Linked DNA regions of Homo sapiens: all the other regions are linked to region 3. Evidence: chromatin loops called from intact Hi-C (ENCODE). Cell type or tissue: GM12878. All regions are shown on one strand. Region 1 has its middle 660 kb from the start of LINC00374. Region 2 has its middle 350 kb from the start of LINC00374. Region 3 has its middle 720 kb from the start of LINC00374.

Region 1 (8,000 bases), 63 kb after region 3:
TAATATATAATACAATATATTATAATATATAATATAATATATTATACAATATATTATAATATATAATACAATATATTATAATATAATATATAATATATTATAATATATAATACAATATATTATAATATATATTATAATATATAATACATTATAATACAATATATTATAATATATATTATAATACAATATATTATATGATATTATAATATATAATACAATATATTATAATGTATAATATATAATACAATATATAATACAATATTATAATATCTAACATATATATAAATATATTATATACATTTTGTTATATAAATATATATAAATATAATAAAAATATATATAATTATATAAATATATATTTTATTATATAAATATAATTCATTATATATTATTGTATAGCAATATTATATAGCAATTCACCAATTGCTTCTTTTATCATGTTTATTTTCTTTATGTTTTTATTGTGTAGTCTCTTGTATCGATTGTGTTGTATATTGTATTATTGTGTTGCCTCTTGTATCTGTTAGATGACTTATCTCCCTAATTTTTGTCCTTTCTTTTGCACCAGATTTTCAGTGTATACATTTTCTTTAAATATCACTTTAGCTGAATCACAAAATGTTGATATGTGATATTTTATTATTTTTCAGTTATTTTTAATTTTTCTAAAGAATGTTTTCCTTGACCAATGAATACTTCTAAATTATGGGTGTATTACAAATTTATAACCTGGTGACATCTTATTTTTTAACTCCCTTTGTGTTATTTACTTCAGGCTTAATTACTTTGCAATTAGAGTACATGATGTGAGTTATACAGATTTATTTAAATTTGTTGAGATTGCCTTATACCCTGGTATGTGTCCAGCCTTTGAAAAGAAAGTTCATTCCCTAAAATTGTGAAGTTCATTCCCTAAAATGTTCATTCCCTAAAATTTCTGAAAAAAAATTCATTCTCTACAATTGTGTTTATTCCCTATATCTGTCATTTTTAAAAATCCTGTTAATTGTGTTACATCTCTGATATTCTTACAGATTTTTCTATCTGATCTATAATTATACTGAGAGATATTAAACACTCCTATTATGATGTTGGGTTTGTAAAGTTTTTCATGTGGTTTTCATTAGTTTTGTTTCGCATATGTTGAAGCTATATTATTTTATGTATGCAGACTTAAATTACATATCTTCCTAGTGAATTGAATATTTCATGACTACATTGTAACGTTATTTATCTATTTTCTCTGTGTGGAAGAGTCTATCTTGGAAAGATGACTGCAATGACATCTCCTATCTTATAGACTCTTTTTACAATATGATTTGACTCTCCTTCCATTGAGAGATGGGTCTTTGTTCCCACCTCTTGAACCTGGGAAACTTGTGATTAAGGGGGAAGTAACACTATGTGCCATCTGAAACTAGATAGTAAAAGGCAATAACGTTTCTACTGAGCTGCCATGTTGTGAGGAAGCCCTAACTAAAGAACATGAGATACTACATAGAGAGGCCACATGCAGGTTTTCTGGCCAACAGCCAGATGATATCTATTCTTTGCCATTGAATCAACCCCAGACTTTGAATCTTTCCAGCTAGGGCCCCCCCAGACACTGAGAATCAGAGACAGGTAGTCTCGATGCATTGTTTGAATTACTGACCCACAGAATCTAAAGCATAACATTTTAAACTGCTTTTTAGAGATTACTTATTAATCTTCCACAGATTACTGAAATAATCTGGTCATAATTAGTCACACCAACATTCTTTTGATTATTATTTCTGTGATATGCCACGTAGGATTTAGTACCGCTACATGTAACCAAACAGCCAAACTGAACTGTAAGGCTGCTTTTTTCTCTTCTATAAAAGAAGTCTGGAGACAGCTCAGAAATGACAGCCCATGGAGCAAAGTTCCTTATCTCTTTTTCTTATGTCATTTTTAGCACAGTGCTTTAATTTTTAACTTTACCTCATGTTCACATTCCAGACATCATGGAGGGAAAATGGGAATAAGTACAAAATAGGTCTTCCTTCCAATTGACCGATCCTCTATTAAAGAGAGTTCCTTGAAACCACAGTTTATGCTTCATTAGCTACACCTACCACAAGGCAGCCTGGAAAATGCAGTTTTAAGTTTGACAGATTGCCATTTGAAGAAAATCAGTGTTCAGTTGCTAAGAAAAACTGAGAGATTATATTTGAAGTAGTTCCTGCTGACATTATTTGCTACAAGTGGTGTATCTTCTCCTTTCACTCTAGCTGTATCCCTATTGTTCTAGTGAAAATAGTACAAAGCTGGAGTGTTTGCAGTTGGACCATTTTTGGATTTTATTAACGCATTCATATTTATTGTGATGAGATTGATGTCTATCAACTTATCTTGTGTTTATTTATCTTCTTATTGAAAATCTTTAAAACATTAATAAGCATAGACTTAGGGACTAAATGTAATCACTTAATTAATGTACTTAATCTTCACATTGATAATGTTGAAGAAGGCTCACTACACAAGCCTACAGCTTTGTGATTTTTATCTTTGACACCAAGATACATGGTAACAAGGAAGTTGTTTTATGACAGAATTATTTAAAAATAATTCAAGGGATAGGGGATAGTATAATTTTTGAACCACTGTAATGTTACAAGTGTAAACAGCATTTTAAAGGCTTTGATCAAATATTGGAAATAATGTCATTTTGGTTCTGAGAGAAGCCAGAAACAGCTAGTGAAAGTGGAAAAGAAGAAGCATGACAGCTACAGAGTAGGTTTAATAGGGGGTGCTAGCGGCTTGTGTAACCTGAAGTATGTCTTAGGTGTTTTTTGTTTGTTTGTTTGTTTGTTTTTTACTGTAGGTATAAGAGCTAACTTCTACTTGCTCTAGAAATGAAGGATTTATTCTAAGAAAATGAGTCCAAGACAGAAATAAAAATACAGCCAGACCTTACTGAGTCCAAAGGAGAAAACTGGAGAGCTATTAGAAGAGGATGCCGTTCTCTCGAGGGCAGAGTCTGCTTATTGTTTCCTTTTCTCTCTTTCTTTCCCATTTCTCATCTCTGTGGATGCCCAGCTGGTTTCTTCAATTTATTCATTTCCCTCTTTCTTTCATTTAGGTTCTCTTGATTACTCTTCTCATTCATTTCCCATAATGATTACCCCAGGTTCTTTCCCATCATGACAACACAGGGTGCATTATTTTTGCCACTACTGAAAGCTGGCAAATATCATCTGTTATTTCAGTCAAATTTTTCTCTGAGAGAGGGAGTTTTCTGATTCTGCTTGTATTTTTGAACCAGGTCGCAGCCCTAGTTTACTGGCCAGAATATGGATCAATTTTCCTTGATCAGGTTTATACACCTAATCTAATCAGTTGAAGCCCAGGCTCGGATAAATCATAAGGTATATAACTCAGCAGGGGCAATCTAGGGCCCTTATAGAAACGTATTTAACATATAACATATGTGCATGCATGTTGGTAGCTTTTGAAGCCAAAAGTATTATATTAATTTTCAAAATTCTAATAATATGTGCCTGCTATCCATTGGCAAAGTGGTTCCAATGTTCTTTGCTTGTAAACAATTCCTATTTTTGGCCTGTAGACAGCATTAGAATGATTTTTAAATTCACATGTAGTTTTTTCTCTTATATGTGTTTAATAAACTTCAAATTTTACAACAGTTTAGATTTACAAAATTGTTGCAAATATAGTACTAAATTCATATGTGCCCCTAGTTTACTCTACATTAATATGGTACATTTGGCACAATTAATGAACCAATAATTATACATTAAAATTAACTAAAGTCCATAATGTATTTGGATTTCCTCAGTTTTTCCTATTATCCTTTTTCAGTTCCAGGATTTCGTCCAGGATACCACATCACATTTAATACTTATAACTTCTTAGGGTCCTCCTGGATGTGGCTGTTTTCTCCTTTTATTTCTTTTTCTTCTTCTAGCTTAAAAAATTCTAGGCTGTTTTCTTGAGTTGTTTCGAAATTCATATTGATAGAGCTTCGGAAAGGCTTTTGTAAGTAGGATTAAAAGCTTAATTAATTCTGTAGCTTAATGGAAGTATGAAGTCAAGCAAAATGAAAAACAAGGGTAATAAAAAATACTCGTTATTTTAAAAAATAATGACATTTAAAGCCCTATGATACTAATATTCTTGTTGAAATTGTTTTACTTTGCATATTTATTTACAAAATTTTACTGATGAACTTATTGCTACATTTAACGTGTACTTAATTAAACATTATAAAATCTACGAGTCACACTTAAAGTTCTTTCATAATTTTAAATTTAATTATCTGAAAATTATCAATCATCTTATTAGTCAATATTGAAATTGCATGCATGTCAGTATAATTATTAATACCAGCCCATTTACTGGCTCATTTACTCTGGCTATGCACAATTATGTGTGACATTTAAAAAAGAACACTGTGTTCATCATGATACAATCATTTTTTCTGAAGATCAACAAAAGATCTATTTCTTATAATTCTGTTACTTATTGTTTTTCTGACTAAATTCACAGACTGAGAAGAACCAGATGGTAATGGAAAATATACCAGTGGTAGTCTATTTAATTGGTATCTTAAATTGTTTTTCTTTCTATTACACAAGGATCTATATTTTATTTCTTTTACTACAGGAAGGCAAAAAAATTCAATCTCTTACATTTTATGATACTTTTAACATTTATTTCTCATTTGAATCTTACATATTCCGTGATACAGATAAAGTAAATATAAACTCAGCATCACCAGGGCTCATCCACCTTTGGGTACAAGTAAAAGAAAATAAATATTAATACACCTATTATACTGACTCATTTAACCACATTTGCAAAATGTAGGTCATCCTTCTCTTTTCCCATGGTCTATTCATTCTCTTGTACCATGTGCTCCTTGATGAAGTCCAATCTTAAGAAGCCATTGGGTGAGAATGCTATGTTGATTGCTGACATATTAAATGCAGTTATTATTTGATTGACCGCTCTTAGAATGTATACATTGCATTTGTTTTTCCTTTTGTATCATTCACTATTTTGTTTAAGTAATTTATGTAATTCCTACTATGTACCTAACTCTCCTTTGTATGTGACAGTTTTAGGGTGTATTAATAGGCTTGTTTCTTGCTTTAAGAATTTTATATCCTTAATTAGGTAAATAGGACAAGCAATAGACAGGTACATAAGAAATAGACATGAAAATTTCAAAAAGTGATGGCTGCTATGAAGAAAATGCAGTATGGTTATGTGAGAAAGAGTAATATAGTTGCTACTGAGATGGCTTGTAAGTTGAGATTCAATGATGAGAAAGAACCAAATGTGAACAGTCAGAAGAATAGGGTTCCAATCAAAAGAAACAGCCAGCTTAAAATCTCAAAAGCTTCATGAACTTAACTAGTATTTCCAAACAAATTTGTGGCCACAACACATTGAATAAGGGAAGAGTTTCTCCTGAAGCGATTTGAAGAGACCCTAATAGGACCAGACAGCCTTACTTTTAGAAAACAGACACAATTCTAATTCCTATATAAAACAGCCCAACGTAAAGGCAGTTATATCATTTAATATCAAGCAAGTGGTCTGTATACCAACCATACTCAAGTTTTAACTTTTCCCTGATATAGCATATTCTTTTAAGGTTTCCCCTTTGCTATCAAACCCCTCCACTTTCTTCTTCTCTGCCTGTAGAAAAGCCCTATTCATCTTCTGAGACAAGCTAAAGTGTTCCCTTCCCTGGGGATACTCTCGACTTCCTTAGGATGTAAGGTCCCAGAGCACTCTGTGAATATTGCTTGCATGGAATTTAGTACATTGTAATCTGCCTCCCCCATCCCTGCTTTATGAGCTTGTCCATGAAAGGGCTTTATCTCATTCATTTTGCATTTCTTCCCTCTCCACTACAACCACCGGGCAAAATTGCATTTTTTACAAAATAATTACTGGTTGAATAAATAAAGAATAATTTAATTAATTAAATAATTTTAAAGAAAATATATTTTAAGAAATGTTTAATATTTATTTTTAACTGGGATTAACACAAACAGGTAAATGGTGCTACAACATAGTGCAGATGCAATTTTTGACTTCAAACAAATTGGTGCTAATGAAATAACAATAAATGCATATTGGTTATAGTTTATTGGGTTTGTGGAAAAAGCTATATATAGAAAGCTGTCAGAGACTTAGCTACTCTTTTAGTTGGACACAAAGTAGCAATTTGGCAAATTTATATCCAAATGTTTAAATCAATTACTGGTCATATTCTTTTACAAAAAGAAAAAAAGGAATAATACTTTTGACCGTTTTTGTTTGCATTATTGGCATTTTATTCTTGAGGCAAACTTGAAAGTATATATTGTGAAAAGTAGACTCTAAGCATTCTTCCAGCTGGAATTTCAATATTTTTCCAGGTTGAATTCTCTCTTTTTGTTGTAGAGAAAACATTAGGGTGTTGGGTCAAATGTTGACATTTTGGTGACATCATTACCATCAACTGCTAATGTCAACTTAATTTGAAGGGGTTAAAAAGAAGTTTTATAAGGCAATGAATACACTTCCCACATGTTAGGAGGCATGGCAGATATTGTTAATGCAAATGACACAGGTGAGATATTTAATTTTTCTTGACTATCCAGAAAATAAAGAGTTCAGTTGTTGATGTGCTCATGATAGGTTGATTGCTTAGAGAGAGAAAAGCTATTTAAATAGATAAGAAATGTCTTTATAGTCACTTTATGCTATTTAATAAAAATGAATTTTGTGAATAAACAAAATTATAACAATAACTGTTTTTTTTTTGCTATCAGCCAAATTATAGTTAGCTTTACAATATAAAATGTTAACACGAAAATACCTAATGTAGTGAAATGGTAATATTTCTTGCAAACTGATGCCAGAAACTGTTAATATATACCCAACAGCTTTAGGCCTTATCAGAGAAAGAGCTGAAAGTGTTGAAATATCTGAATAATTAGTGGGGAATATCCCGTTGCCCACACATTGCCATTTTCAAGCATATAATCTTAGAAAATCTGCATGAGCTAGTCTCACATGTCATTAACTCACAAGTCTGAAAGTGAATGCAGGTAAATGTTTCTGATATTTTAGAGGGACACTGGGAGTGATGCAATAATATTTTACATTGGTTCTATGATCTCCTTATAAGACCTGGGGTCACCATAAAACATAGTAACAGAGACAGGTAACCCCTTTATACTGTAACCTCACGTTAGAACCTAGTATGTTAGTTATTACAATGGGACTTTAATTTAACCTGGATATTTCAGCCATACCCCTCCACATTTCAGTTCTTCATCCATAGCCCTATTAATAGTTCATTCAATATCACTTATCATTTTACATACCAAAGTTAGCAAAATTATTTATCTTTACTATAATAATAATTATTATTATGTGAGGCAGGGTCTTACTCTGTCGCCCAGGCTGGAGTATGGTGGCTTGATCATGGCTCACTGCAGCCTCCATCTCCTGGGCTCAAGTGATCCTCCCACCTCAGCCTCCTGGGTAGCTAGGACTAGAGGTGTGCACCACCACACCTGGCTAATGTTTTGTAGAGACGTGGTTTCGTCATGTTGCCCAGGCATGTCTTGAACTCCTGAGTGCAAGTGATCTGCCCTTCTTGGCCTCTCAAAGTGTTGGAATTACAAGCATGAGCCACTGCACTCTACCTAACTTTCTCATTTTTGACTTTTCTACAAGGAGCACATACAATGAAGGCATTTTTGTAATATCCATTCATAATCCCTATTATTTAGAAACAATAACTATATACATTTTGAAATGTCTAAACAAATATTTAATGGGTGCATAATATACGATTTCTATTGTATAGTTTAAGTTGCAATATTTAATTAGTTTTTCTTTTATATTTCCAAGCTTGTACTAATATAAGTAAAATCACAATCTTGTCTTTATACCTAAAATTTTGAATGGTTTCTTCAAAACAGCTTCTAAGATTTGCTAAGATGTAA
Region 2 (8,000 bases), 370 kb after region 3:
CTATTCCTAATGTAATTTCTCATTTCATCCTAGACCATACTGTCTTGCTTTTAATTGTACACTTCTCTTTTATGTGGCAACATTTTACTTAATGTCTATCTCCCAAATAAGCAGGTTTTCCAACACAACTTTGAGATGCTAACCCTGTAATCATGGTTATGAGTTACTGTTCTTCATAAGGAAGCTCATAACTCAAATACACATTCATGGAGTAATACACGCATACCTTAGGATAGTATGGGTTCTGTTGCAGGCAACTGCAATAAAGCGAATATGGCAACAGTGAGTCACATTAATTGTTAGGGTTTCCCAGTGCATATAAAAGTTATACTATTCTGTAGTTTATTAAGTGTACAACAGTGTTATGTGTAAGAAACAATGTACATACCTTAATTAAAAAATACTTTATTGCTAAAAAATGCTAACAATCATCTGAACCTTCAGCCAGTTGTAATCTTATTGCTTGTGGAGGGACTTGTCTCAACATTGACGGCTGCTGACTGATCAGCACAGTGTTGTTGAAGTTTGGGGTGGCTGGGACAATTTCTTAAAATAAGGCAATAGTGAAGTTTGCCATGTTGGTTGACTCTTCCTTTCCTTTCTCAGTAACATGAGATGCTGTTTGATAGCACGTTACCCACAGTAGAACTTCTTTCAACATTGGAGTTAATCCTATCAAACCCTGCCACTGCTTTATCAAGTAAGGTTATGTAACATTCCAATTTTTTTGTTATCACTTCCACAATGTTCACAGCATTTTCACTAGGACTAGATTTCTTCTCAAGAAACCACTTTCTTTGCTCATCTCTAGCAAGCAACTCCTCATCTATTCAAGTTGTATTGTGAGATTGCGGTAATTCAGTCACATCTCCAAGGCTCCAATTCTAATTGCAGTTATCTTGCTATTTCCACCACATGTGCATTTCCTTCCTCCACTAAAGTCTTGAAATCCTCAAAGTCATCCATGAGGGTTGGTATCAGCTTCTTCCAAACTCCTGTTAGTGTTGATATTTTGACCTCCTCTTATAAACCACAAATGTTAATGGCATCTAGAAAGGTGAATTATTCCCAGAAGGTTTTCAATTTACTTTGCCCATACTCATCAGAAGAATCAAAGTCTATGGCAGCTATAGCCTTATAAAATGTATTTCTTAAAGAACAAGAGTTAAAATCCGAAATAAAAAATTTGATCCATGGGCTGCAGAATGCATGTTGTGTTAACAGGCATGAAAACAATGTTAATCTTTTTGTACATCTCCATCAGAGGTCTTGGGTGACCAAGTACATTGACAATGAACAGTAATATTTGCAAATTTGCAAAGAGGTTTTTTAATTTTGTTTTGTTTTTGTTTTTGTTCTTTTTTCCTGAGCCATATATCTCAACAGTGGGCTTAAAATATGCAGTAAACAGGCCAGGCATGGTGGCTCATGCCTGTAATCTCAGCACTTTGGGAGGCAGAGGCGGGTGGATCACAAGGTCAGGAGTTCGAGACCAGCCTGGCCAACATAGGGAAACCCCGTCTCTACTAAAAATACAAAAGTTAGTTGGGCATGGTGGCATGTGCCTGTAGTCCCAGCTACTCAGGAGACTGAGGCAGGAAAATCACTTGAACCCGGGAGGTGGAGGTTGCAGTGAGCCAAGATTGCACCACTGCACTCCAGCTTGGGCAACAGAGTGAGATTTCATCTCAAAAAAAAAAAAAAATGCAGTAAACTAATGTGTTGTCATCCAGACTTTGTTGTTTCATTTATAGAACACAGGCAAAGTAGTTTCAGCATAATTTTCAAGGGCCCTAGGATTTTCCAAATGGTAAATGAATATTAGCTTCAACTTAAAGTCACCGTCTGCATTAGCCTCTAACAAGAGAGTCAGCCTGTCTTTTGAAGATATGAATCTAGGCATTGACTTTTCTTCCCTAGCTATGAAAGTCCTAGACAGCATCTTCTTCCAATGCAAGTCTCTTTCAGCTACACTGAAAATCTGCTGTTTAGTGCAGCCACCTTCAATGATCTTAGCTAGATCTTCTGGCTAATTTGCTGTAGCTTCTACATGAGCACCTTCTACACTTGCTGCTTCACCTGGCACTTTTATGTTATGGAGATGGCTACTTTCCTTAAACCTAGTGAGCCAGCCTCTACTAGCTTCCAACTTTTCTTTTGCTGTTTCCTCTCCTCTTTCAGTCTTCATTAGGCTTTAGCTTAAGGAGTGTCATGGCTGCTTTGATCTTCTATTCAAACCACTCAAACTTTCTTCATGTCAGCAGTAAGTCTCTTCCCCTTTCTTATCATTCTTGTGTTCACTGGAGTAGCACTTTTAATTTCCTTCAATAACTTTTCCTTTCATTCACAACTTAGTTGCTTGACACAAAAGGCCTAGCTTTCTGTTTATCTTGCCTTTCCACAAACCTTCTTCACTAAGATTAATCATTTCTAGCTTTTGATTTAAAGTGAAAGACATTCTATTCTTTCTCTCACTTGAACACTTATAGGTCATTGTAGAGTTATTAATTGTCCTCATTTAAATACTTTTGTGTCTCAGGAAATAGGATGGCCCAAGGAAGAAAGACAGATGAGCAAACTGCTGGTGGGTGGAGCAGTCAGAACACATAAATCAATTAAATTTGCCATCTTAAATGGGTATGGTTTATGGAGCCCCCAAAACAATTACAATAGTGACATCAAAGATCAGTGACCATAGGTCACCACAACAGATATAATAGTAAAGAAAAATTATGAAATATGAGAATTGCCACAATGTGACACAGAGACACAAAGTGAATACAAGATGTTGGAAAAATTGTACCAATAGACTTGCTCTATGCAGGATTGTCACATAGTCAATTTGGAAAAAGATGCAGTATTTACACAGTGCAATAAAATGAAGTATGACTGCATAGATGTCAGTCTACAAGTTGCCTCTAGAGAGTTGGTTTAGAGTAAAACTTTTTCAGTTAGCATTCTAGGTTGTGATTAGTATAAATGCCAACTCAAACTGGCTTAACCAAAAAAGGGAATGTTTTTGATTCATATGAATTCATGTGATTTAGTGGCATCAGATCCAAACAGATTAATTGATCAAATGATGCCTTCAGGGCTCAATTTCACTGCCACTTTGTTAGGCTTGACTTTCCTCCCTGTGTCCTGTGTTGGTTTCCTTTTCATGCTATACATAGTGATGAGATAGATGCTGCAGTTTCCATTTTATTCTCTCTTGGCTCTAGTTTAGAGGAACAGAACAAACATCACTTCAAGATATTCCAGTAAAGTCCCCACGTTTAACAATAAATGAGCCTCATGTGGCCATTTTTAAATGAATCTCTGAAACTAGATAAAAAGAACACACAGAATGACCTAAGCCTAGATTGGCTTCCATTCAAAGACACAAACTGAGAACTGGAGACAGGTGTTGCTAAACTGAGATCATGGGCTCTAAAGAAAAAATAGAGTAAATGCATGCTGGCCATTAGCTCCCAAATGGTAAGTACCCATTAGAAGAAATCTGGCTTTAAAATCAGAAGCTATTATTTAGTGTCTTAGTTACCAAACCTAATAGTGACTGAGGAACTTTGGCAAATGATTCAACCTCTCTGAACCTTAATTTTTTTTCAATTTGAAATCTGAGTAAAGACATTTGCATGATTGCATTGTTTTAGGTAATTAACACAATTACATGCATGGAACTACTGTACTGATAGACATATAAATTTAGTAGTAGTTATTGTACTGGTAGTGCCAACAGGACTGAAATAATTATTTTTCTGGAATAGAAAGAAGACCCAAGTTGCAGGTTTCCACTGCAAATATAGGTAAGGGGAAGAGCAGTATTTGAAAACTCAACAATAACAAACAGGGAGGTTTGGATCCAAATGAAGAGTTTTTGTTTGAAAGAAATTGACACAATATATGGAGTATGGAGCAAGGTGTGCAGTAAAAACAGAGTAAAATTTATAAGAATGGAAAAGCAAGGTCCTTTCTTTAAAATTGTGGTAATTACTTATTTTCAGGAAAACATAAACACAAAATTGTGAAAGTACTATACTTGTCACACTTTCTAATTTATCTTTTAAGACATAATTCAAGTGTTTGCTCTTCTCTGCAACTTTCTGTCATATCTATAGAAAGAATTTCTTATTATTTACTCTGTTTTTGTAAATATATATTAATCAATTATCTGTATCTATCTATCTATCTATCTCTCTATCTATCTATCCATCTATCTATCTATCATCTATCTTAGTCAGCTTGAGTTGCCATACAGAATACCGCAGATAGGGTGAGGGTGTCTTAAAAGACAGAAATTTACCATCTCTCAGTTTTGGAGGCTAAAAGTGTAGGATCAGGGCAGCAATAGCATTGGTTTCTGGTGAGCCCTTCCTTCTTGGCTTGCAAACAGCCACCATCTTTCTGTGTTTTCAAGTGGCCTTTTTTTTTTTTTCTGTGTGTACATACTCGGTATCACTTCCTCTTTTCATAAGGACATTAGTCCTATTGTATTAGGGCTTCATCCTTGTGACCTCATTTAACCTTAACTACTTTCTTTAAGGCTCTATCTCAAAGTCACAGTGGGGTTAGGAGTTCATCACACTTTTTTTCTTTTTTTTTTGAGAATGGGGGACACAATTCAGCCCATACCACAATTCTCTATTTCTTTTCTTATGATAGTACTTAAGATAACATTGTAATTGATTACATGATTTTCTCTTTGTGTTCCTTGAGGGTACTCCCCTTATTTAATTCTCTTTATATCTTTTTTTTTTTTTTTTTTTGGAGACAAAGTCTCCCTCTGTGGCTGGTGGTGCAATCTGAAATCCCTGCGACTCCCTGGTTCAAATGATTCTCCTGCCTCAGCCTCCCGAGTAGCTGGGATTACAGGCATGCACCACCATGCCCGGCTAATTTTTATATTTTTAGTAGAGACGGAGTTTCACCATGTTGGCCAGGATGGACTCAATCTCCTGACCTCATGATCCGCCTGCCTTGGCCTCCCAAAGTACTGGGATTACAGGCGTGAGCCACCGTGCTCGGCCTATAACTTTAATTTATAGTATATTTCTTGGTTTGTTTTGGTGCTCAGTAAGAATATAATGGTTTTTCAACTTTAATTGATAATATGTAAGAGGCTAGCAAAATGAGTTATTTTACCTTTGTCTCCTTGAGAAAGAACCAGTAATATCCTCACTGCCACATTTGACCACTCTGCCCTGTTATGGGGTTCCTTCAATACTTCGTCCAATAAACTTGATGAATTATAATATTCCCCCTATAATAAGTCACACACTGTCTTCTACTAGAGTTTGAAAAATATTCTAAAATACAACCTGTAATTTAGCCTCTTTCTGGCATAATCCCTCACATTTTGTGGGAAGGTAGAGGGAATGTAGTTGCAAACTCTATATAGGAAATTTGTTTAATAAAACCCCTCTCTTTAGATCTCTCTCTCTTTAACACACACACACACACACACACACACACACGTACATACACATACACGCACATACACACACACACACACACACACTTCAACGTGGATAGACTCAGACACATTCAGACAGGAATTTAAAATTAAAGATATTAGATTCAAATGAATACAGATTTGAAGCACCAAAAGAGTAGACAGTTACATTCTTGTAATCTTTTAAAGAATTGGTAATTTTAAGTTTATGTACTCAAGTGTGCTACTGATTGGTTTTCATGTTGCGGATTGCTCTTTTTGTTCAACAGTAAGTTTAAGGACTCTTTCTTCCCAGTGTTCAAAATATGCTGAATTTCCTGCAAGGAAAAAATAAGATCATACTTGAAAACCTATATCAGTATTTGATTTCTAACTTTGAGATAAGTTGGTAGATATGTAACACTGCAGACTTCTTATTTGGAAAGTGTTATGATAGTACTTGCAACCAGCTTTTAAACACATGAAACAGAAATACCCTGGAGGTTAATGACATTAAAAACCTGCAAATTGCTGGAAGTTCCTTGAGGTTGGAGGCCGTATAAATATAGCTGTCATTCTTTTCCTGGGACTTGACCAAATTTCTTTTAAAAGCAAAAGGTTTTCATCTTGTTTTCCTGAAACATGACCTATGTTAGCAGTCATGATGCTTTATAGCATTGATGCAGCTGCTTACTGAACCATTTAGAGCACCTTTCGATCTGGAAACTTTGATTACATTTTATGATCACTCTCCTAAGGTCAAGGAATTTGATTTGCATCCATCAGGCAAGTACAAGAAGAAAAGTCTTTTCTGAAGCTTTATCAGTAACTCTTCTTAGGGGACTACTTTCCAATACTTATTTCATACACATTCAGCTCTTCAGAGTTACCTGGGATGTAGATATTTTGTAGTTTTGCTCTAATATTTTCAAGACTTAAAAACATAAAATCATGGGCTTTTTAGAAGCTGGAACAAATGTAGAATTTCAATTTATTAAGTTGTTTTAGGTCCTGGAGACTCATTGCCATTTTGAAAGTTTCCAGAAAGCAGTACTTGTTTGATAAAACCAAGTAGCCACACATCAGACAATCACTTCGTAAAGGGCATGCAGCTGGTGGAGCCAAAATAATTTAGACTGCAGATGCTGCACTAACTTCCTCCTGGGATTTGGAGAATCAGCCCTGGAGCTGCCATTTCAGAAGCTGTCTCCTAAGCCACATGTGGGAAAACTTACAACAAATTAAGTCTTGGAAACGTTTAATCCTAACACTCTTTGCTAACTTTATTAGACCTAATAGGGAAATATTTGTTTTCTGAGGGCTACCACTGATATAATAAAGTCTGGAGAGCTGTGAAAGTCAGAAGGTATCCATCCCAGTTTGCAACCCGACAAAGAAACCTACAAACAGGAGAGGGTAAGCAGCTATTCCACGCCCTGGGAGGCAGGGAAAAAGGATGGAATTTAATGTTTGAAGGATGGCTGTTCACAAAGTTTCATTTGACTTGATGCAACTCAGTGTCAAATTGTGGCAAAAGTAAACAATGTCAGAAAATCTGAGTTTTATTAAATGGCTTATGTCAGCTATTTACAAGGTCACCTTAAGTTTCACTACAGAGCTACTAAGATTTCCTATTTTGTCAAAAATACCATTACCACCTCATGTGGCATCTATAACATTTTTGAAAAACAATTTTTTGGGGAGTATTTATGCTGCAGACCTCCATATTTAATAAAGATGTCTCAGTAAACTTCAATGCATTTTCCATCCCTTCATTTTTGTTGGCTTATTCTACAGTTAATTGGTAATCAAATCTCTGTCAAGATAAGCAATTTGATCTACCTAAATGGAGTAATGAGCTCAGTTGGGAAGTGATAAAAACTCATTTCATTATAATATGACCTACACTGCAGGTATTGCATGGGTTAGGACAGACATTCTGTTTGTTTCTGTGTTATGGAGAAAGAAATGTCCAGGTTTGTCATAAATGTACTGACACCACATTTATATATAAAAATTTTACAATAGTGTGGTGTCTCATTGTATATTAATTATAAATCATTGGTTGAGCATTAGTGAGTGCCTAGTGCTGCGCCATGATGGAGAAATTGTTTGGAATTTTAACAAATGAATAAGGCTGTGTTTCCCTGTCCTCAAAATATTAGTCAGTCAATTGTGAAGTTTCATAGAAAAACAAGGAAAATACCTCTTTGGGGCTGGTGACTCAGCCAAGACAAACTTGAAAGTTTGATTGTATGTTTCATCAGGCTTCTGTAATATTGTGGATAAGCCCTGGTATGTAATTAAACATACCTCCTTTCCTTATACTGATGCTGAATTGATTTCACTACAAGATCCAGAGTTTCTTTATTTAGCACAAGAGGGAACTGTGTAGGTGATATTCAAAAAGATGCAGACATAGTCCAAATGTTGATTCAACAGGATAAGAAGAGAAGGATGGTTAAGAAAACTTTGTCTTTGGCATAAGTTTGGCATTAAGTCTTGGAATAAGACTTTGGCATAAGATTGATCCAAAATCAGAGGAGTGAAACATAAAAGTCATAGGAAA
Region 3 (8,000 bases):
TTTCTCTTTGTTCTATGGGTGTACTGCATGAATGTGCATTTGCTGAGGAGAACTTAAGTTACTCTGAGAGAAATGTGTGCTTCTTTATCAAACAAAAATCAAAGCTTCCTTCTTCAGTGTCATACTGAGAGGTGACTGTGCTGGCAGTCCTCAGAGCCCTCGCTCGCTCTCGGCACCTCCTCTGCCTGGGCTCCCACTTTGGCAGCACTTGAGGAGCCCTTCAGCCCACCGCTGCACTATAGGAGCCCCTTTCTGGGCTGGCCAAGGCCAGAGCCGGCTCCCTCAGCTTGCAGGGAGGTGTGGAAGGAGAGGCGCGAGTGGGAACTGGGGCTGTGCTGGGCGCTTGCGGGCCAGCTGGAGTTCTGGGTGGGCGTGGGCTTGGCGGGCCCTGCACTGGGAGCAGCCGGCCAGCCCTGCCGGACCCAGGCAATGAGGGGCTTAGCACCTGGGCCAGCGGCTGCGGAGGGTGTACTGGGTCCCCCAACAGTGCCAGCCCATCGGCGCTGCTCTCGATTTCTCACCGGGTCTTAGCTGCCTTCCCACGGGGCAGGGCTCGGGACCTGCAGCCCGCCATGCCTGAGCCTCCCACCCACTCCATGGGCTCCTGTGCGGCCAGAGCCTCCCCGACAAGCGCCACCGCCTGCTCCACAGCGCCCAGTCCCATCGACCACCCAAGGGCTGAGGAGTGCGGGCGCATGGCCTGGGACTGGCAGGCAGCTCCACCTGCAGCCCCGGTACGGGATCCACTGGGTGAAGCCAGCTGGGCTCCTGAGTCTCGTGGGTACCTTGGAGAACCTTTATGTCTAGCTCAGGGATTGTAAATACACCAATCAGCACCCTGTGTGTAGCTCAGGGTTTGTGAATGCACCAATCGACACTCTGTATCTAGCTACTCTGGTGGGACCTTGGAGAACCTTTATGTCTAGCTCAGGGTTTGTGAATGCACCAATCCACACTGTATCTAGCTACTCTGGTGGGGCCTTGGAGAACCTTTGTGTGGACACGCTGTATCTAGCTAATCTGGTGGGGAGGAGGAGAACCTTTGTGTCTAGCTCAGGGATTGTAAAGGCACCAATCAGCGCCCTGTCAAAACAGACCACTGGGCTCTAGCAATCAGGAGGATGTGGGTGGGAACAGATAAGAGAATAAAAGCAGGCTGCCCGAGCCAGCAGTGGCAACCCGCTCCGGTCCCCTTCCACACTGTGGAAGCTTTGTTCTTTTGCTCTTTGCAATAAATCTTGCTACTGCTCACTCTTTGGGGCCACGCTGCTTTTATGAGCTGTAACACTCACCGCGAAGGCCCGCAGCTTCACTCCTGAAGCCAGCGAGACCACGAGCCCACCGGGAGGAACGAACAACTCCAGACGCACTGCCTTAAGAGCTGTAACACTCACTGGGAAGGTCGGCAGCTTCACTCATGAGCCAGCGAGACCACGAACCCACCAGAAGGAAGAAACTCCAAACACATCCAAACATCAGAAGGAACAAACTCCAGACACGCCACCTTAAGAGCTCTAACACTCACCGTGAGGGTCCGCGGCTTCATTCTTGAAGTCAGTGAGACCAAGAACCCACCAATTCTGGACACAGTATGATGTATATTTTAATATTGTATATCAGCATTTTCCCAATTTTATTATAAGACCAATGATTATTTTAGTTTAAATAGAAACTAATGGTTATCTATCAACACATTTGGTATAGCATGGGACAAACTTTTTAATTACCATCTATGAACTGAGCTTGTTTTCCTCCTATTGTTGCTGGTCTCTGATCTTTCTAAATATTTATCAACTGCAATGTGAGGTCATTAATTTATAAAAACAAAATTTTGTATTTAAAAAATCAAACTGTAGCTTTATACTTACATGTAATTTTTTTAGCTAAGGATTCTTAAAAATCTCAAACCATAGCATTTTTTTATTTTACAAAATTAGCACGTATGTTAATAAACCAACATACTAGCAATGATATTAGTATAATCCATATATTAGGAAAATGAGTTTTCATGAATACATTAATATAACATTTCCAGAAATAGTTACTATTCCTTTATTCTAGGACTTTATAGATTTGAATGTTCTTCCAACAAACTTAAGGCATTTATCCATTTACAGAGAGCTTAGGGTTCTAATCAGAGCTGTGAGAGGTATTGCTAGGCCATACTATAAAGAAGGAGAAATGTATTGGTTTGGGGTTCCTTCTCCCATTTTACTAATATCTCTTTATATCCTTGGCAAACATATATTGTCATCTTGAAGTTATAATTCAATACATCAGGCAATAACCAGAAGGAAGAATAATTTTGGTTCAAATTTGTATTTTTGCTGAAAGCTTCTGACTCCATTTTTCTGGTTTGGTTAGTCTGCACACAAACTCTTATCTGGAGGAAGTGCTCTAACTAGAAGCCACCTGTTTGGTCTCCCTCATCTCTGGCAACTCTAGGTTGAATATTTGGTCTTAGTTCAACCAATCAAAATTTAAATTAGCCAGAGTTATTTTTGTTCTCTGAAAGCATTAAACCCAACTGGATTTAGACTTAGAGGTCATATACTTTATCATCATTGAACCCAGACTGAGACTGAATGGGGATGGTATTAATTATCATATCATGAGTATAAACCAAGGCTGTCCCGTGTAAACCAGATATGTGGCCACTCTACTTAAATGGTTACTTAAATGATTAGCTGACACCAGCTTAATATAGCTTCCTGGCAGAAGTTGAATTTTACATTGTGACTCTTGATTTGAAAGGCATTCAACATTTGAGGAAATGAATCTATAATGGTAATGCGACAATCATTAGTGCTGATATTTTAGAGCAAAGGTCCTCTCATAAATGAACTCTCGAATCACATGTAGGAGACCGCTTACCCAAATGATTCATAATGCTCTCTCTAGGGGCAGGGAAATTCCAGAGTACCCTTTTTCCCTCCAGAAATAATTAGACTTTGTTTAGCCCACTTGCTCTGCTAGTCCCACGTTTCCAGGGTGACACCACAGTGTTTCCTGAGGATTTCTTCTTCACCAGGCTGCAAAACTGATCATCTGGTGAAAAGGTAATTATGAGCTGAACTAGGAACCATGCCGGGATGTGAATGTCTAGTAACCACATAGTGTTTGCATTGTAACTAATGAATACTCCCTTGCCTAATATAACCCAACCTAACTACCCATAAAGCTTTGGGTAATTTTCACTTGACCCTAAACTTTGTGCATTTAGCTGCTTCTCTACCCATTACTGAATGATAACTCAACAAGAGAATAGTGAGCTTGAAGAGGAAAGGTTGTTCTCTCTGCAATATGTCATTTTTCTGCGTGGTGTTTTAATCAGAGAAAGTCATTTGTTTCAGTAAGTTCTCATTTACTTACCTAATTATCAGTTGTCATTTGGAGAAGAGCCAGCCCAAGAAAAAGTACTTCAAATATTTTTCGCCATTTGTCTCTTTTGTTTTTGTTCATAAATTCTCTTGTACAATTTTCGTCAGCATCCACTGTAAGGAAAAAGAAGGATAGTGAGATCACACCACTAAATGAATGGAGCAATTGAATGTGTCTTACTGGGTTGTAGGTTTCAGGAAAGTGTCTTATTTCTGCATCTCCAGCACCTACTGCCATACCTGTAGCATAGGAAAGTGTTCAACCAATATTTACTTCTTTCTGTATTCATATGCTTTGAGATGATTCCAGGTGGATGCAAAGGATGACACTTAAGGCAGCTGGGGAGGATATTTTGAGTGTATCATTCATAGTTAAAATATGCTATGGAGGTTGTTAAAATAATTTAATTTTCCAATAGAAGCTTTAGATATTACGGAGTCTGACTATGAGCATGTTACTAAGTAATAACAGACAATATTCAGTAGAACAGCAGTTTAGAGATTACATTCTCAAACACTCAGTATACATAAGCCTTTCACAATATGTCCTTAGTCAGAGTCCAAGCACCATGGAAACCATCCCTAAATCCAGACAAAGACGGGAAAGGAAAAGACATATATCAACACCATGGCCATTGGACGCATAGGTTCTAACAAGTTTAACATCACTGACCACTTGATGTATAAAAGTGATGGAATTAATATGAAGAGTAATAAGGAGTTTGAGGGAGGTCACTGAGATGACAAAGGAATTCTTTAGCTATATCTGGGTTTTGATAAAACCATATCATTAATATCTTCTGGGAAAATTTGAGATCAATGAGTGCTATGATGCCATCACTGAGGTTTTAGGATCCAAGGTCTTTGTTAAAAATATGGTTACATGCAAAGGTCAGTGAACCTTCCTGATTTCCTGATTATTGTTGCAGTTGATGGTGAACATAAAATTAGTATCTAAAAAAGTGGCTGACCAGAACTCTGTGAAAGTGCCCTCTCTTTTAGTGTTACTATTTACTATTTTTTAATGTATTACATTTACCCCCTCCATATGCGTGGTGAAGAAATGAGAAAATAAATATGAGATAACCATATCTTTAGGGTTTCTTGAGACATTTGACAAGAAGAATATTGGAGCTTCCCCAGAAAATTACAAAGACTGAATAATAATATCAATGCTAAAGGAAGAAAGAAGCATTTTATAGACCACCATGGTTGATGCTGTGGCAGTTTTAAGTTATTTATTTTTAAAAATCAAAACATTTAATAAGTAGGAAAAAGGATCACAATTCTGACACTAAATTGAGACCATTAAAACAAATTTAATATGATTTTTAAAGCACTCATCGAAAATGACATTGATGAAAACAACAAAAAAGGATTGAGTATTGATTGCATGCCTGCTCAGTAGTTTTTGTGTAATGTGTTGAACATTGTTATCTACCTCACAGGGAAAAAGGTATAACATCACACAATCCTCACACAAGAAACATCATCATAAGAGGTTGCTGCCATCCCTGTAGAGTGAGTGTGCTAAGGAGTCACTGATTTAATAGCCTAAAGACTGAATTATCCTCCTGCATCTGAAGCTGCTCTCTGTGGGTTAGGGTTTGTGGTCTGTGGATAAGGTAAGGAACTGGGGAAGAGGAAGGGAAACCACGTACAGCTGTCTGTGTTATAAATGCTGTGATGGCCAAACAGGAAACCTTTGTCTCTAAGGACTTGTAATCTGACACCTGTCAAGAACACTAAATTCTTTTTTAAAAAATAAAATGGGGCTAAATTGACCTCTTGTCTTAGAGGTTCCTAAAGGGAAGAAGAGAATAAAAATATGAAACTGTTAGAATCAATAGCTTAAGTCATTTTGCAGTATCTTGCTGAGTACGAAGACCTAGAGGTTGTTGCATCACCTTTTACTGATATTAAATGATTCCTTGGAGTTATTAAGTGCTAAAAGCCTTAACAGAGATCATTTTGGTTCTTTTGTAAAATAGAGTTTCCATACACTTTTTAAACCGTATTTACGCTTACATTTGTAATAAGTATGCAAAAGTCCAATAAAGACAGCTCACAGCAGAATAGCATTACACACATTTATCAATGAAAACTAAAAAAAGAAACAAGAACATAAGCTTCAGATAATATAACATAATGATTTACAAAAAATGCAAAATATTTTAAGTATTGATTAACTTAACAAACTTTTAACAAAAGCCTTTAAATGTTAAGCTACACTGGTAATCACTGAGAAATATTACGATGAAAAGAAATAAAGAAATAAAGGGACTTAGAGTCAGGTAGAAAAAACAAATAGTAATTAAAGTATGATACAAGAAAATGGAAATTTTAACTCTACTAATGGCCACAAAGGAATGGTAACTGGATCTTGGCTATCATATATAAATGTATATGGGGAATGTCAACCTGATCAGCAAGGTCATGGGAAACATCCCCAAGGAATGACCATGGCGGATGAGGTCTTATTTCAAAGTTGTGGTAAATGAGATGCGGAATTGGAGGATGATAAATGAAGACAATATTGCAAGACACAGTTAATATTACCTGTGAAGTTTTTGAGCTTAAGAATATGTCAGCATTAAACCAAGAAAACTTGATTGAGAGTCCAATTTTTTTGTGTTTTTGCCCACAAAATATATTGTGAGCAATGTTTTTGTTGTAGTTGTTCTACATACTTCAAATTGTTGTAGTTGTTCTACATACTTCAAATAACCATATTTGTACTAATGCTGGAGCTGACAGGATTCATAGGAAAACTGAAGGTAACATTCAGTAAAGACTCAAATGCATGGGACCCTGATCTGGGTTTTGCATGAACTCATGGACTTGTTTAGGCATAGAGTGGAAAGTAAACAGGTATAGGTCTTGATATTTGGAATTTAAAAATAATAAGACATTAAAATGCAATTAACATAGAAAAAATATATATAAAACAGTTCCATTAAATGTTATGTAGAATTATGATTTTAAAAAAGACGACCAGGCTGGGAATAAAAAATATTTTGTAGTTTAGTTACCTAGTTTAATATTGTGAAAGTAGTTTGAAAATCCTCATAAACTGTACAAATGCAAGAATGATAATAAAAATATAAACTGACAACTCTGAAGAAAATTCAAACGGGATCTTTCCTTTGTTCTGTGTTACTTTTATACAATAATGCATCCCCCTACATAGTCAGCTTCCTAAGTCAAAAATATAGCATTATCCTTGATTCTTAATTCTCATTCTATTGATTATAAAATCCTGTCAACCCTACTCTCTTAACAGCTCTAAATTTAATCAAACATCTCCATTAACAATTCCACTCTTTTACTATAGGTTCTCATTATTCCTTTTGTTTCTGTAGTGCCCCACTTCACTTCATTTGTCCTCCCTCAGATTCATTTTCCATTCTGTGACTAGCGTACACTTCAAAAATGATATTCTAATACTTTAACTCCCTTATTATATATTTCGGTGGTTCCTTATCTCTGGGATACAATTCAGTTTCCTTAGTGAGGCCCTAACTTGAACTTTGCCTACCTCTTCAGCTTTGTAGCCATACTTGGAACATGTGGCTCCTATGGTTGCTGGAGGAAGGGATGAGAGAACACGGAGAATGTGTACCTGTCTTTGTCTGTTCAGGACTATAGGAGACAGATAACTTCCCTTCAAATTCAATAGATGAAAATAAATTACATGAACCCTTCTAGATGCAATACTGTGGTCACTAAAACATTTCATTTTGCTACCTCTACAACTACATGACATTTCCAGATATATGAAATGAAATGGTTTGGTAAGGATATGGCATTTTCTCTGGACCAATACCAAAATATTTTAGTTTAAAATAACAAATTAATTCCCAGAAACTGAAACACATATGTTTGCATGAAATTAGCATATTTTCTCCCTGTAAGTAAGCAATCTGTAATATAATATGAAACATTTTTTAGAAGATCTTATTATGATTGAGTAATTTAATAAGAGAAAGTCATATTAGTAAAATATTTACTGGAGACTAAGACAACTTAGTAACTCCAATGGGGATGATTTTCCAATAAGACCAGAGATGTTAAAGTCTCTTAAATAAAATTCTGTTTCCATTGATGAACACTAAGGTCGATTCCATATCTTGGGTATTTTGAAAAATGATGTAGTGAACATGGGAGTGCAGATATCTTTTTGACATACTGATTTCACTTACTTTGAATACATACACAGTAGTAGGACTACTGGATCATATGCTAGTTCTATTTTTAATTTTTTGAGGAACCTCAATAATTGTAATACTAATTTACATTCCTAGAAACACTGTGTGGGAGTTCCCTTTTCTCTACATCCTCACCAACACTTTTCTTCTTTCATCTTTTTGTTAATAGCCATTCTAGCAGGTGTGAAGTGCTATGTCATTGTGGTTTTAATTTGCATCTCCCTGATGATTAGTAATGTTGAGCATTTTTTCATATACCTATTGGTTATTTTTTGAGAAACATCTACTCAGTTTCTTTGCCAATTTTTAATTGGGCTATGTGTTTTCTTGCTATTGAGTTGTTTGAGTTCCTTATATATTTGGGATATTAACCCCTTATCAGATGTATGGAAAAGGGAAATGTACAGATACA

What was found. Peaks named below come from ENCODE experiments on the same cell type or tissue, not always from the same donor. Only the 100,000 strongest peaks of a DNase experiment are listed, where the experiment ranks them.
Region 1: it touches region 3 in a loop (2.1-fold over the local background); 2 of 110 quality-filtered maps call a loop at or near these places.
Region 2: it touches region 3 in a loop (5-fold over the local background); 2 of 110 quality-filtered maps call a loop at or near these places.

What each region holds. Positions count from the first base shown.
Region 1 is chr13:58,887,671-58,895,670 of GRCh38, reverse strand. No RefSeq gene overlaps it. Among named protein-coding and RNA genes, the nearest start is that of LINC00374, 660 kb to the right of the region's middle. In GM12878, no CTCF peak of the experiment used is centred here; no DNase peak of the experiment used is centred here.
Region 2 is chr13:58,583,817-58,591,816 of GRCh38, reverse strand. No RefSeq gene overlaps it. Among named protein-coding and RNA genes, the nearest start is that of LINC00374, 350 kb to the right of the region's middle. In GM12878, no CTCF peak of the experiment used is centred here; a DNase peak (open chromatin) is centred at 4,486.
Region 3 is chr13:58,950,871-58,958,870 of GRCh38, reverse strand. No RefSeq gene overlaps it. Among named protein-coding and RNA genes, the nearest start is that of LINC00374, 720 kb to the right of the region's middle. In GM12878, no CTCF peak of the experiment used is centred here; DNase peaks (open chromatin) are centred at 2,930 and 4,990; H3K27ac peaks cover 1,226 bases.